2 separate regions of the Mus musculus genome follow, and region 1 is linked to region 2. Evidence: chromatin loops called from intact Hi-C (ENCODE). Cell type or tissue: gastrocnemius. All regions are shown on one strand.

Evidence for each region. Hi-C counts contacts between places; a loop is a spot of excess contacts. Peaks named below come from ENCODE experiments on the same cell type or tissue, not always from the same donor. Only the 100,000 strongest peaks of a DNase experiment are listed, where the experiment ranks them.
Region 1: it touches region 2 in a loop (4-fold over the local background); 17 of 42 quality-filtered maps call a loop at or near these places.

The regions. Positions count from the first base shown.
Region 1 is chr10:60,344,452-60,349,451 of GRCm38, forward strand. The region is part of intron 39 of Cdh23 (cadherin 23 (otocadherin)); the gene reads right to left. Vsir (V-set immunoregulatory receptor) reads left to right here and starts at 2,400. Exons shown (of 7, transcript NM_028732.4): 1 at 2,400-2,652. The coding sequence starts at 2,571. In gastrocnemius, a CTCF peak has its summit at 2,385; DNase peaks (open chromatin) are centred at 2,404 and 2,813; H3K4me3 peaks cover 2,972 bases; H3K27ac peaks cover 2,982 bases.
Region 2 is chr10:60,403,115-60,408,114 of GRCm38, forward strand. It overlaps Cdh23 (cadherin 23 (otocadherin)), which reads right to left. Exons shown (of 71, transcript NM_023370.3): 28 at 4,261-4,374; 29 at 3,171-3,319. Gm17455 (predicted gene, 17455) reads left to right here. Exons shown (of 2, transcript NM_001164374.1): 2 at 1-445. The coding sequence ends at 230. It also overlaps a transcript of Vsir not described here. Among named protein-coding and RNA genes, the nearest start is that of Gm17455, 5.9 kb to the left of the region's middle. In gastrocnemius, no CTCF peak of the experiment used is centred here; DNase peaks (open chromatin) are centred at 2,850 and 4,953; H3K27ac peaks cover 1,209 bases.

The sequences.
Region 1 (5,000 bases), 59 kb before region 2:
CTGGGGTGGGAAGAGGGCCTAGTTTCTACTTCATCTCTGCTGTCTTGGCTGTTCTCTGGCAAAAGAGAATATTCTTTGTTCTATCACCAAGAAGGACCCAAAGCTGTCTCACCAGATGGGGTCCCAAGGTCACATTCACACTCAGGGGCCTGACTTATGTTTTGATAGTTTCTGGGGTTCTCATGCCAGGGTGTTTGCTAGCTTTAGCCGTACCAAACTCGTGTAAGGTCACCTAATGATAACAGGACAGACTATCCTCCTGAGGTAGTCCTTCTTACCCAGTAGCCAGAGTGGGTGTGCCCATAGAGCCTGTGAGAGGCCACCCATATCATCTACAATGTATAGCTACCAGCCCCCACCCCCTGCCCCTAGTTGGATCCCTGACATTGTACTTGGACTGTCCTCTGACCTTTAGCTAGGAACCACTAGGAGTTCAACATCCTTGTCCTTAGACATAGTCACCCCCGCCCCCATTGGTAACCTCTACCATTCTATCTAGACAGGGCTTACTTTCAAGTCTGTCCCCCAGGTGACAGTGCAGATGACAGCCTTTTCACGTCCATCCTGTATAAGGGACTGGATCACATGGGAGCTGGGAGGCTGTGTGTGGTGGGACAGGCCTACGATCTCAGATACTTGAGAGGCCAGTGATAGAAAGGCTGTGATCAACTCAAGGCACTCCCGGGGAGCTTATTGAGAAGTTAAGAGAAAGGAAACAAAGAAAGAAACAAAGGAGACAAAGGAGGCTGGTGATGCAGTTTAGTGGCAGTGCACTTGCCTCGCATCCCTGAGGCCCTGGATCAATGCCCAGCACTGAAACAGAGTGAAGAAGAGAATCACTGGGGAGGGGGTACCCCTCAGCTGGCAGAGTACTTGCCTAGAATGTCTGAGTCCCCATGTCTGACTCAACACTGGGGAAGCTGGGTATGGTGGTATCCACTATAATCCCAGCACTCAGTAGGCAGAGGTAGAAGAATTAGAGGTTCAAGACTATTCCCGTTACACAGGAAGGTCAAGGCTAGTCTGAGATGATGGAACACACATAAACACACACACACACACACACACACACACACACACATGTACACACATGAGCACACACACAGTATACACACATATGTATATATGTAAACATATATATATATGTTCTCATGCATAGATAAATGTACACACGTAAACACATGAGCATACACACACTATATCTATATCTATAAAATCTAGGGTTCTCATGCATACACACATGTACACGTGTACACACATGAGTACACACACAATGTGTGTATACACACACATATATCTTCTGGTGTTCTCATTGGTGTTCTCATGTGTATATATATATATATATATATATATATATATATATATATATATATATATACAAAACACACACACACACACACACACACACACACACCGGTGGGAGGCCATGGTCCTCAAAACTCAGTAGGGCAGGGGAACTCAGGTAAGGAATTTACTGGTTCCTAGCTCAGATCTGGTCTTGTGGCTGAAGGAAGCACTGACAGGAGGGGTTGGGGAGGGGGCTCCAAGGTCAGGCCAGGAAAGAACAGAGTGGAGCAAGCTCTAAGTGATCGCAAGTACAAGGATGAGTGTAGATACCTATGAGGGCCCGGAGGACAGCATGGGAGTGAGTTTGTAGAGGGGCCATGGTGGTGCATCCCTGCAATCCCAGCATGCATTAGGCGAGGTAGAAGAGTCTTGAGGGCAGCCTGAGCTACAAGGCAGCATCCTGTCTCAGAAAGCTAACCCCTCAAAAACCACAAACAAAACTCCGCCCAAACAAAACAATACAAACCCCACAGAAACAAAACTCCACACAAGTATGTTGAAAACAAACTACCAGCAAGACAGAATCAAGGGAGCCTATGAATAACAGCCCAGCCATAGATAAAGCCCTGGGGGAAAGAGGCTGAGAAGGTTCCATGGGGCACACCAACAGATGCAGGAGCGTGTCCTGAGGTTGGGAAGTTCTGGGCTTGTGCATGCCCTGCGCGTGTTTCAGGTGTGTTAGCCGGTGGACATAACTGTACCAGGTGTATCAGCTGCAGGGCACACAAGCGCAGAATGAGCCAAACTCCCTCCCACTTGCTAAAGTCATCGTAGATTTCCCTTACTTATCCACCTACCCGCCCACCCATCTACCCTGGGCTGCTGGAGAACAGGGAGCCAAAGTCCTGCCTCCAGACTAGGAGAACCGCAAGGCAAGCTGGGTTAGACTAGGGTCCACACTTTAGTATGCACGGCCCTCACGATCTCTAAAAAGCACCGGGACTTACAGGGGGAAGTGGCTGGTTGGACACTTGCCACTTCTATCAGCAACTCCAGCCCTTCCCCACCCCCATCCCTGGGCTCTGGAGACGCCGTACCGCCCGCCGCCCCTCGGGGGCGCTGCTGGGCGGGGAGCTTGCTCGGCCGCCTGCCTCGCCTTGGGCTCAGCATTCACTCTAGCGAGCGAGCGGCGTGTACAGCCGGCTCCCTGGGCTCCTGGAGTCCCGCTTGCTCCAAGCGCACTCCAGCAGTCTCTTTCTGCTCTTGCCCGGCTCGACGGCGACATGGGTGTCCCCGCGGTCCCAGAGGCCAGCAGCCCGCGCTGGGGAACCCTGCTCCTTGCTATTTTCCTGGCTGCATCCAGAGGTAAGATCAACAGGCGGTGGGGTGCTAGCGAGAGCTCTAGGGAGTACAGCCCGGTAGTGTAGGGGGCAGGATGGGAGTGCCCTGAATCCCCTCAGCCTGCGGTAACCTTCACCTTACCGCTGCTCCGCTGGGACAGCCCAGCAGGGTGCAGTGGTGTCTCCATCCTTCATCAGGCACATCTTTAATTGCTAACAGCTGCCAAAACAGCAGGCACGGGTGTCCCTTGGGGACTGCCTGCCAGACACTTCCCTGACCCGAGAGTCCAGAGCAGGGGCCATGAAGAACTTCTGCAAGGCAGGAGATGGGCCGGAGGAGAATCACCCCGTCCTATGGCGGTTGCTGAGTGCATTTTGACACCTGGGGCATCTCCCTGACTTCTGGCAACAGAGTCTAAGAGGACTTAGGGGGTGTGGTGCTGTGACCCTGGTATTCTATCCCCCTTGACACTTGTGTGTGAGTCTTGATGGACACTCCCGAATCTGAGCATGCTTGTCACCTGCTCTGTACTGAAAGTCTAAGGACCCGTTTGAGTGATCAGTGGGCTTCTGTCATTTAACCTTATTACAGCTGAGGAGTTGATTTGGATGAGTAAGAAAGACACGAGGGACACTCCCCTGAGCCCAGCAACCAGCTTGGATAACTCCTCGGCAGGGACACAGAAGCCCCACACAGGGAGATGTCACTTCCAAAGTCCAGACTCACAATCTGTACATTGTTCCGGGACACAGGGGCTCCCTAGAGCCCAATCTTTGTTTATTCGGTGAAGATCTCAAAGAAAAAGGGGAGGATACCCTGATAGTTGCCCAAACAGTAGACAGGTGGGTCCCCTGAGATGGCCTGCCTGATACTTCCCTGCTCAGAACCCAGGGCACGGGTGGCTTCTGCAAGGCAGGGGAGAGGAAGGGTCCAGAGGGAGTCACCATTGTCAGGACAGAGATGGAATGCTCAGCTCCGCAGAGGGAGCCAATAGCTGCATCAGAAAAGAAGGAAGAGGGGTTAAGGGGTTGAAAGGGAGGAGAGACAGGGAACTAACTCTTTATCAATACTGGGAGGCTGGCCTGGACTTCTGATAAGAAAGAAGGCACCCACACCCTATAGACAGAAGACTGAAGCCCTGGCCTGCCTTTCCTCACCACAGGAGAGAGCCTGTGGCAGGGATGGGGTGGCGATACAGGCGGGGGATGTTTCACTCCCAACCCCAAGGCTCATCAGGGGCATAGCTTCTAAGAACGGAGGACAGTGGCAGGCAGGAAGGCCAGTATGGCATCTACCTCAGGCTACTATCCTCCTCCCGGGTGACTCCACTAGGCCCCTTTCCTTGCCTCTTCCCTACCCTAACTAGAATGGGAAGCTTTCTGGTCAGCAGCCTCAATTTGGGAAACTAAGTCCTAGAGCTTCAGGGCAGAGGGTCAGCAGCTTGCAGAACTTCCAGCAGCAGCAGAGAGGTTCTGGGGGGAGCTGGGCTCCCTCACCCCCCAAGAGATTTCGCAGCCTACTGCATTTGCTGACTCCAGCTGATTGGTGAGCTGAAGGCCGCCTCCCTTCAGCTCCCAGGGAGGTAATCAGGGATCTAGGAGGCTTTCAGGAAAGAAACAAGAGGAAACTTTTAGCCTGGAGCTGCTCTGACCTCAACATTGGCTATACTTTAAGTCATAACTCATATACTTTAAGTCTTCCTTCTCTTTCCTGTAGCAGACCTGGTCAGGAGGCCTGGGGGCTGAATCCCCCCCCCCCCCCATCAGCATTGGGGCTGGGTTACCTTGAAAAGAATTGTGTTTGGGGCAGGGTGAGACGGGGAGGGGGTATCTGGGGGGACTTCAAACAGTCAGAGCTTAGGAGGCACTTGGAGTACATGGAAGACACTCCTTTCCTGGCCTGACAGGGACTGATGGGGGGCGGGGCAGGGGTTACCTTTGGAACCAGGTGCCCCAGACCCCAAGGGGTACAGAACCTCTTCCCCACAAGTGTCCCTAAGATTTGAGGAAGTTACTACCCTGCCTGTCCTTAGTCTGACCCAGGAGGCCCATTCACATGGGAGCACTGGTGTTCCAGAGAGGGGCAGCTGTCTTCCCCTTCATGGTAAACAAGCCTGCAAGGCCCTATTGAGTAAACTCCGTGCTGAAAGCCTCTGCTCCGGTAGTGGTCAGCGCTTAGGAAATCCTTAAGCCCCACCCAGCAGCCTGAGGGTAGAGCTGGCTGTCTTGGGATGCCCAGGGGCCAGAAACATGAAGGAGGGCGGAGCTGGGAGGCTGCAAGGCTGCTGTGGATCTAGGGAAGAGGAACCACAGAAAAGCTAAAGGAGTCACCTCTGTAAGTTCAGGATACGGGATCGTAGGTCTAAGCAGGAA
Region 2 (5,000 bases):
TGTGTAAGCCAACTGCCCTGGACCCTGGCCGCCGAGGGGCCCGGGAATGCATGCCACATCACCCAGTGAGCCCCAGTGAGCCCAGGCTCCGGCTCTGGAAGCGCCTGGGCTCGCTGCGACGCTCTCTGCACAGCTTCCGACGAGGCAGGCCTGCTATCCAGCGGTGTCCTCTGCCGGACTCTGATGACCACCGAGGTGACTATGACTGGACTGAAGCCACCATGATGTGACACAGTGCCTGTCCACACACAGGCTCACCCGAGACCATTCTGTCTCTGATGGAACCTGACATCCCAGGCCATAGGACAGTGGTACCAGTACTCTGGACCCCTAAAGCACCCCAGTATTTTCCTGTGTGTTTAGTCTATGTCCTTTCCCAGAAGACTCTGAAGGCCCCTAATTCTGCTTGTTAACAGACCATTGAATCAAAAGATGAATACCCAAAGGCCTCTAGACCTTTACTCTGGGGCTCTGAGGTGTAACTTGAGGCACTGGAGCACCTGTTTTGGAAGCTAGGTATCTACTAATCCTAGGAATAGCACCCTATGGTCCCCCAGAAGCCTTGTTTATCTTCTGAAGATTCAGCTTAAACCAGCTGCTAAAAGGTCCAGGTATCTTCGCTAAGTGGGGTGCTTGCATCCCTGCATCTGGCTAACCCAAGGAAAGGGACTCCAGGGATCTGTTTCCTGCCCCTTCTGGTGGGTCTTATTCATTGCCAGCTAGGGCACTGGTAAGAATCAGACCATGAGCATCCTTTAGTGGCATCTGTCAGGACAGCCTGGGAAGACCTGAAGACAGATTAAGATGTTTCCTGTATGCTAAGTGTGGAAGCTCACACTTGCAATCCCAGCATTCAACAGGCTGAGGTGGGAGGATTATCTAAGGCAGCCCGAGCTAAACGTGAAATCACAATGCAGATAAGATCAAAACAAATCAGACAAACAAACACTAGGCTGTTGTCCAAGGCTAGGTGGAGGCTGTATCACCATGGTAGGAGGCTAGCCACTGCCAGCACCAGAGGCGATGCCACCTGGACCCCTAAAGCACCCCAGGATGCATGGCAGTGGTACCATGTCTTCCTGGGAAAGAGGTGGCCTCCTCTCAAGATAGCGTGGACCAGACCTCCCAGGATCAAGGCTGGAGGATCAAGGCTGGATGGCACTAGCTGTGCTCTTTGTGGTGTGGCAACAACCTCATCAAGTAACAGGTCAAAGCAGGCCCACTCGTGTGGTGTGGGCTGCTAGGGATCCTTTCTCTCACCCTCTCATGCCAGCCAAGGCTTTCTGCATCTTAGACTTGAAGATGGCGCAGAGGGAACCTGAGATGCTTAGCTCCTGTCCCAGAGTCAAATGATCCAGGAGCCCATCACAAGGCTGCCTACCCTAGTTAAGCCACTTAAGTCTTCCCAAGGACTAATCTCTGGTTTTGCTGTTACTTTGTCCAGAGCTGTCACTGTCTCCTCTGTGTCCACTGGATGTACCCACTCTACAGTGTGCATCTGGCCACTAGCTGCAATTTATATTTCGAGCCTCTCGTCCTGACCAGACACTTCAGGCAGCTGAATGATACTGTCCTCCCTGCTTACCGTTTATGCTTTATTAGTACCAGTAGTTCGAAGCCTCCTTTGTTTTCCAATAGAACTGCCCCCTCTCCCAGAATTGCTCTTGTGTCTAATCTGCATCAGGGAGGCAGGCAGCATGCACAGTCTCATCTGCCTTCTTCCCTATGAGCCCGGGAGCAGCAGGGAGCCAGATCTTGTGCCAGCGCTCACTGTACCCCACTCACCAAGGTTATCAGCTGTCAGCTTGACGCACACCCACACTGATCTCCCAGTGCCCCAGTGCTCCCACAGCCTAAAGGAAGGTGGTTCTCCAAGCATGCTACAGAGGTAAGGTCACTGTGCCTTGCTCCTGCGTCCTGGAGACCTCAGAAAGGGAGGGGTGCATCTTTGCAGGATACTTCTAGGGCCTAGGAGAAAGTGTCCTGAGATGCTGAACATCTGAGAAGTGAGGAGAGCAGAGGGGTGGGTAGGGGGAGCCCATGTCACTCAGGGACTCCAGGATGCAGACTCAAGTCTTACAAATGTAGAAACCAGAATTTCAGGGCTGGGGAAAAAAAATCAGCTTCCACTCCAAACCATCTTTAAACAATTCCCTGCCCCCCCCACCCCCATTTCTTCAGCTCCCTGAAACATCTCAGACTAAAATGTAGGAACGAGGCTCCCTTATGACCTGCTATGTTGTCCTTAGTTTGGGTGGGCTGCAGTTTCTGGGGTGCCTATCAGTGAGCTGAGAGTTGCAGGTACTAAGCAAGGGTGGGGCCCTATTGCCTCATGGTGGTGGTGGTGGTGGGGCTCTAATTCTTTCTTAGCTGAGGCCAGAGGAAGGGACCCATTTCCTCCCTCCTGGAGCCAGATGCTGGATGCCTCTGGTCTTCCTGGAATCTATTGAGAGTCTTTCTGAGCCTCTCCTGACAACTGACAGTGCCCACACGGGGAGGTAGACACATTCCCACTTCCTACTCTTCTTTTCCCACTGAGCCAGAAAACAGGCCGTAGTGGCAGGCCCATCTTTGCTGAGTTGGCTTACCCTTAGGATGAGTCAAAACACTGAGGCTGGTGAAATGGGCCATTCATTCCCTGTCTTCCCTCCCAGCAACTGAGAGCCCCCTTCCCTCTCCGTGTGTGTGTGTGTGTGTGTGTGTGTGTGTGTGTGTGTGTGTGGTGTGCTTCATTTTTAGGGTCCTCCTCCCTCTGGGCCTTTTAGCTGTGGCTCCTATACTGGGCCAAGGAGCTCTTCCTTTTGCCTGCTTCCTTCCAAGAGGGGAGCCTGGCCAACAAGCCGTGAAAGCAGCTCTGTTCTGGCCTTGCTGAGCCCTGGCTCTCGCGCTCTCTCTCCTTGATTCCTTTCCAGGAAACAGCTACTTTCCTCTCTCCACTGCTTTGAAAGGCTCTGGGGGACGCCAAGGTGAGCCAGGGCCCTGTCCTCAGCTAACACAGACTGTGGCCCATTCTTCTCAGAAGGGAGGAGGGACCATTTTTCTTCAAGTACAAGCCACTTCCAGCCCACCCTTGGATCCCTGCTGTCCCCACCCCTTATAGTATGATGCTATCGAGTATGAATACTCTCAGGGCTGAGCAGAGCCCTGCCTGGTCCTAGCTTGCCACCTACCTGCACAATGCTGTGGCCTTCTGGGATGTCTTCGGGGACACTGGCCTCATAGCTGCTTTGCAGAAAGATGGGCCGGTTGTCATTCACATCCAGAACTGTGACAAACACGGTGGCTGTACCCGTGCGCCTCTTGCCTACAGGGCCATTGTCTGTGGAGGGTGAGGGGTGAAGAAAAGGTATTAGAAGCTCTGTATGCCAGGCCATCAGCCAGAGTTACACAGTCCTTCATCTGCCTCAAGGGATGGTGGCTCACTGCCCTTCTGGACCATCAACACCACTAACGATATCCTGGGGCTGACATAATGCCACATCCCAGGGAGAGCCTTGTCTGGCTCATTCAGTCTTCACAACAAGCTAGGGAAGCAGGCAGGATTCTCCATCCCAATGCACAGCTGAGCTAAGCAGGGCACTAAAGAAGGTGGGATGAACGGTCAGATCCTCAGAGCCTAGGCACACTATTCATTTCATAAAAGGGGCCTATGGAGACATAATTAAGTTGAAGATCTTGAAGGGAGGTCAGTCCCCCTAGCCATTTAACCAGTGATTCAGTGACTTAGAAGGTTCTGTACTCTGATCACAGTGCGTGCCTGTAGCTCCTCAAGGAAAGCCAAGGCAGGAGGATTATTAGAGACCAGTTATTTGAGTATTGCTTGTCTCAAAAACCAACCACCAGCAAAGAGAAGGTCAGGTGAGGGGTGGGGCATGAGCCAAGGAACCCCAAGGCCACGGGACCTGGAGGAGCAAGGAAGAGTTCTTCCCAGAGGCTGGGGGTGGGGTTCGGGGTGTCTGTAGCTCTGCCCAGGGCATGGAATCCAGTCTCCTCCTGGCCACCTTCTGATGAAGACATTTTTTCTTTCCAGCAGAGTGGCCATGAGTCTACTTATTGGCCTGCATGTGGCTTTACCCTTCTTTATAGTTGGGAGCACATGATAGCCACTGAGGGGTAGTCACTCACCCCACAGTGCCCTGTGAGTGTGGGGGCCTTTCTTCACTAGCCTCGGGGCAGAGGGTTGACTCTAAGCCGGGCTCCCCAGGGTAAACTCTGCCTGGAACAGCCATGTGGGCAGTGTGCACGACAGCTAGCACTCACCTATGGCCTCCAGCACCAGTGTGTACGCAGCCGTGGTCTCACGGTCCAGGCCGACTACGGTTCTCACCACGGCATCACGGTAGCCCACACTAAACTTCCCATCCACGTTTCCCGCTGCAGGCAGAAGAGAAGGAAGACTTGGGTTGTTCAGCAGAGTTCTACAAAGTGACGCACCATGACTCTCCTCCTGAGTGGGAACCTGCACAGGATCCCTCAGAGGATGCTCTTACAGGTAGAGGGTGCAGCTTGTATGAGCACCTACTGTGTGCCAGGCACTCCAATTATGGACTAGTTCCTTTAACCTCCACTTGATCTGCAGTTCTGTATCCTGTCCTGTGCTCCTCCTGTATGTTCACTTTGGAGCGTGGGTCCTGCCCATGTTGCCCTAGCATCTCTCCCAGAGGAGGCTGAACAGCTGACCTGGGTAAGGGACATTTTACACATGGCTCAGGCCTGACTGGGGTACAAGTGTGAATTTCCCAGGACCCTCATCTTTAGGGATAGTGAGGGGCTGAAAGGACTACAGCTCTCTAGGCGGGAATTCAGAATGGCATAGAGGAGCATGTGGACAGGAGACAGGTGGGCTTGGTGTCCTTGAGTGGCGGTCCCCTTGTTGGGTGGAGCCAGGGAAGGGACTGTCTGAGACCAGAGAGGGAGAGACGCCGCCTGTGTGAGCAGGCTGCAGTACAGCACTCTAGCCAGCAGAGGGAGCCATTGTACTGTGCTCGGAACAACTGGTT